Linked DNA regions of Mus musculus: region 2 is linked to region 1. The links are chromatin loops, found by intact Hi-C in ENCODE. Cell type or tissue: gastrocnemius. All regions are shown on one strand.

Region 1 (2,500 bases):
TTAGGAGGATGCATTGTTCATGCAGAGGACCTGGGTTTGGTTTAAAGCACTTACATATAGCCACTCAAAATAATAAGTACCTGAAATACCAGTGTTTGAGAGGTAAAGATAAATGTTGAAGACCACCTTCTACTAAAAAGCAAGTGAGTGCAAGGCTAACCTGGACTACACGAGACTGTCTCAAAAAATACCAAAAAAACCACCAATAAAATAAAATAAAATAATTTACAGTAAGAAAGCCAGGAAACACACTTACACCGCACGCGTGTCTTTTCTAAGAGAAAGCGGGAGAGAAAGAGCACCTCTACACTGTTGATGGGAATGTGATCTGAATGGAGTGTTTGAATTCAGCTCTCCCAGCTTTATCCTGTGAAGTGAAAAGCAGAGTGGGTGGGGACAGTGGGATGGGGCAAAGAAGACTCAAAGCAAAGTTATTACTAACAGTCCTGTGAAAGTCTGCAGTTTGCATTTGGGGAGAATTCATCTGGCGTCGGCTAACTCTTGGAACCAGGACAACACTCGGAGCTCTAGCTCTTCCAGGTTTGCTGGGTCCGCCCTGACTCCTGGGAGTTCTCAAACATGCAGCAGTACAGCTAGCACTCTGGATGAGTTCTCTGCTTCCATTGCTGTCCTGGAAGACGTGCGTAAGAGCCCTGGGCCTCCCTGCCAGAAAGATCTGAGCAGCTCTTGGAGCTCAGATCCAAAGCTCCCATTCCTTTGCCAGAGTCCTTGTATTAGCTTTGAGCCCCACCCACCTTCAGGGTCCGGATCTGTCTGCACAACTGTCCCTTTGGAGACCTAACTTCCTATTTGGGTTCTGTTTTCTAGCAAAGGAGATTGCTTGCCAAGTCTGCTCCCTCTAAGCAGGGTTATGCAAAATTCAACAGAAACCCAAAGGAAGAGTAGAGTATGTAGGCTGTCATATTTGAGACTGAAATGAGCTGTGGTCCCATATATATGTTCCTCCTTTGTATTCTCAGTGGCTTAAATCAGTGGAGTGAGGGAGAGGTGGTCCAGAACCACTACAGGGCTAGGAATAGGAAGGCACTGAGGGAGCCAGCCAGCATCTGCATGGGAAGTGCACTCTTAGGCCACTAAACTGTAAGAAGACTCATGCTATGCTGGTTTCCCCATCAGCTTGTTGGAGGTATTTGTTGCTTTTGTTTTAAGTTTGGTTGGGGTGAGGGGGTGATGGGTTTTTTGGTTGGGGGCGTAGAAACAGGACCTTATTATATATTATCTAGTCTGGCTTCAACTTAAAGCAATCCCCCTACCTTAGGCTCTGTGATGGTTTTAATAGGAAGCCCCCACCCCATAGACCCATATATTTGAATGATTGGTCCATAGGAGGTGGCCATAGGAGGTATGGCCTTGTTGGAATAGCTGTCACCTTGTTGAAGGAGGTGTGTCACTGTGGGGGTGAGCTTTAAGGTCTCATATGTTCAACTTATGCCCAGTTGGTTTACAGTTGCTTTTGCTGCCTTCGGACCAAGGTGTAGAATTCTCAGCTCCAGTACCATGTCTACCTGCATGCTGCCATGCTTCCCACCATGATGACAATGGACTAAACCTCTGAAACTGTAAGTTAACGCCAATGAAATGTTTTCCTTTATAAAAGTTGCCATGGTCGTGGTGTCTCTTCACAGCAATGGAACCCATAACTAAGACTCCGTCCCAAGTGAAGGAGCTACACCACACCTAGCTCTACAACTAGTTTTGTAGAGATTGGTTTTAGAACTAGATAGGCAAAACTAAGAGCTGTGACAGTGTCTGCGTAGTTACTGTTCTACTGCTGTGAAGAGACCCACGACCAAGGCAACTCTTGTAAAGGACAACATTTAATAGGGGGCTGGCTTACAGTTTCAGAGGTTCAGTTCATTATCATCATGTCAAGGAACATGACAACATGGTACTGGAGAAATAGCTGGTTCAAAGTAGAGGGGGAGGGAGGGAGAAGGGGGAGAGGAGAGTGGGGAGAGAGGAGGGGGAAGGGGGAGGGGAGAGAGGAGAGGGAAGGGGGAAGGGGGAGGGGAAAGGGCAAAGGGGAGAAGGGAGGGGAAAGGGGGCAAGAGGAGGGGGGAGGGGAGGAGAGGAGAAGGAGGAGGAGGAGGAGAAGGAGGAGAAGGAGGAGAAGGAGGAGAAGGAGGAGAAGGAGGAGAAGGAGGAGAAGGAGGAGAAGGAGGAGAAGGAGGAGAAGGAGGAGAAGGAGGAGAAGGAGGAGAAGGAGGAGAAGGAGGAGAAGGAGGAGAAGGAGGAGAAGGAGAAGAAGAAGAAGAAGAAGAAGAAGAAGAAGAAGAAGAAGAAGAAGAAGAAGAAGAAAAGAGAAGAGAAGAGAAGAGAAGAGAAGAGAAGAGAAGAGAAGAGAAGAGAAGAAGAAGAGAAAGAGAGAAACAGAGTGACAGAGAGAGAAGGGGAGGGGAGGGGCTTGGGCTTTTGAAACCTCAAACCCCACCTCCAGTGACACACTTCCTCCAATAAGGCCACTCCTATACCAACAAGG
Region 2 (2,500 bases), 110 kb before region 1:
AGCACTCACGTTGTAGTAAGTGTTGTAAGTAATCTAGAGGAGATTTCAAGAGTATGGGAGGATGCACATGGTTTATATGCAAATATCTCAAGCATCCATTGGCTCAGATATCCACGTGGGTCTTTGAAACCAAGCCCCTTTTCCTTGCCTGTTACTTTTTCTCTCTTTGTTTCTTTCTTTCTTTCTTTCTTTCTTTCTTTCTTTCTTTCTTCCTTTCTTTTTTTGGTTTTTCGAGACAGGGTTTCTCTGTGTAGTCCTGGCTGTCCTGGAACTCACTCTGTAGACCAGGCTGGCCTCGAACTCAGAAACCCGCCTGCCTCTGCCTCCAGAGTGCTGGGATTAAAGGCGTGCACAGCCTGTTACATTTTAAGCTGTCTAATAGTAGGGTGGTGTTGTTGCTGCTGCTGCTGTTGTTTTCCTCAGAGAGGTAGAGTTTGAGGTATGTCAAACTTCATGTGCCCCTCTGCGAAGCCTTGGTCAGTTCTGAGGGAAGTTTGGGATTATCCGATTGGTCCTAACAGCCACACACCTGCTGCTAAGTCCTAAGACTTTCCATCCCTGTCTCTGCCAACTATCGATTTCTTGGTCACCTCTAGAGACACTGGGTACCTCGGAACAAAAAGTTCACCAGACTGGATGGAATTAAAAAAAAATTTTTTTTTCATGAAATGGAAAGATTCTAGTCCAAGTCATTAGAAAGAGTGGCAGATATTTTTAAAAATCACAGTACTGCAAGGAGGGAATTCCAGAGTTCACATAGCACAAACGTACTGCTGAGCACAGGCACCAGGTGCTCAGCTTAAAGTCTAAGTGTGCTGCTTGCTGGTGTCCTTATGTGATCTTGGGGGATTGCTAAGCCAGTGAGAACCCCTTAAAGGTTGAGATGTGGAGCAGGTAAGTTTGGGTGGGAGGAGGTGGGAATGGGGGGAGAAAAGGCCGCAGCCCCCCAGTAGGTGGGGATGGGGTGTGATTCTTCGGAGCTCATGCTAAAGCTCAACTTTGCCCAGTTCAGCCCTGCATCTGCAGAGAGGCAATGCTCTGGAAACCACTGCAATCTTTTTTTAAGAGTTGTTCCATGAGTGCATTAGTCATCCCCTACTCAGTTGGGCATGGAGCCCAAGGCTGCATATTTATACTGGCACACAGTTCTCTGGGGTTTTTGCTCACTCCGTGGGACAGAATCTCATGATCCAGGCTGTGGCCTATGGGACTGGGAGGAAAGACCATCTGCTCTTTGCCCAGTCTCTCCACCACTCCCCACCCAGGGCTGCCAGTTTTCTCCAGCCCTTCAACACTAAGCCTTTAAATGTCCTTAATGTTTTCCTTCTAAAGCTTCTAGCACTTTCCAAGGAAAGCTTGATATGTAATCACCTAGACAAACTTCTGACACCTGCTGAAAATGGAAAACAGAACAGCTGTGTCACAGTCATGGCCCCTGCACCATCTAGTCTAGAGACTCTGGGATGTACAGTGAAACCTAGGAGACTCTGCAGGGACATCTCAGCATATGTGAGCTGATGCTCTTTCTGTCCTTATACCTCTCCGTAAAAGAGGCTGAGGCCCTAACTCAAGCGTTCTACACTTCTGCTTGGTCTTTACACTTTGTTCCATTCTGATGCTGTGTGAAAACCAGAGGAGCAACTGAACCACTCAAGGCACAGAATATGGGCCTTGTGTGTTCAGCTTCACTACAAAGGCCAGATGCTGGGTGAGTTTGTACAGTGAAAGCCTCCCTCAGCCCTACATCTCAGTGCCCAGCTCTGTGTCTGCCACATTGAAGCCACTCCATCAATGTTTACCGAAATGAAAAGAAGCTACATTCAATCTATTCGTGGCCTTTGGGTATCACTTACAATAACCCCAAATAAGTCTCAGGCTCCAAAGAGATAAACTCGTGTTATTAAATGATACAGAAGTCCCTGGTGTTCTGCAGTTGGGTTTCTTCTGTTCTTTCTTCTCCAAGGGCACAAGAGCGCAGAAAGCAGAGAAGCTTGAGGGAAAGGTCCTTGGTGTCAGATGCTCATGTGCCCTTTATGGGATAACTATTACACACCAGGACTAGACAACGCAATGGACTGCTTGTGAGAGAGGATAAAGGGATGCACAGGAATGGCTTGCTTCCCTCTGCCAGCTGCTCTGGTCCTGGCAGAGAGTCTGCTCCATCTGGGGCTGTTTTAGAGCTACCCCTGCTGGGCCTTTTCCTCTAGCAGGGTGGTGAGTCAAGTGCTCTGAATCAGCTTTCGGTTTAAAGTTCACCAAACCCAGCTGCAGGAGCTCGCAGGTTGCTGCCAGTGTTTTTGAACTCTCTTCAGACATGGCCTATGACTTCTTTAACCAATGGCAGAGTCTCAGATTATAGACAGAGTTTCCATGCATTAACACCGGTGCTCCCAGTTGTTGATGTATGATAGAGGTCAGGTTGACAGCAAGTTTAATTTAAAGATTTATTTTGGTGGTCGTTTGTGGGAAGCCACATGTGCCGTTGCTGAGTGGCACTGAC

The links. Hi-C counts contacts between places; a loop is a spot of excess contacts. Peaks named below come from ENCODE experiments on the same cell type or tissue, not always from the same donor. Only the 100,000 strongest peaks of a DNase experiment are listed, where the experiment ranks them.
Region 2: it touches region 1 in a loop (2.4-fold over the local background); 12 of 42 quality-filtered maps call a loop at or near these places.

What each region holds. Positions count from the first base shown.
Region 1 is chr5:77,181,050-77,183,549 of GRCm38, forward strand. No RefSeq gene overlaps it. Among named protein-coding and RNA genes, the nearest start is that of Gm34598, 23 kb to the left of the region's middle. In gastrocnemius, no CTCF peak of the experiment used is centred here; no DNase peak of the experiment used is centred here; H3K27ac peaks cover 687 bases.
Region 2 is chr5:77,073,967-77,076,466 of GRCm38, forward strand. No RefSeq gene overlaps it. Among named protein-coding and RNA genes, the nearest start is that of Gm51293, 9.4 kb to the right of the region's middle. In gastrocnemius, no CTCF peak of the experiment used is centred here; DNase peaks (open chromatin) are centred at 1,123 and 2,157; H3K27ac peaks cover 344 bases.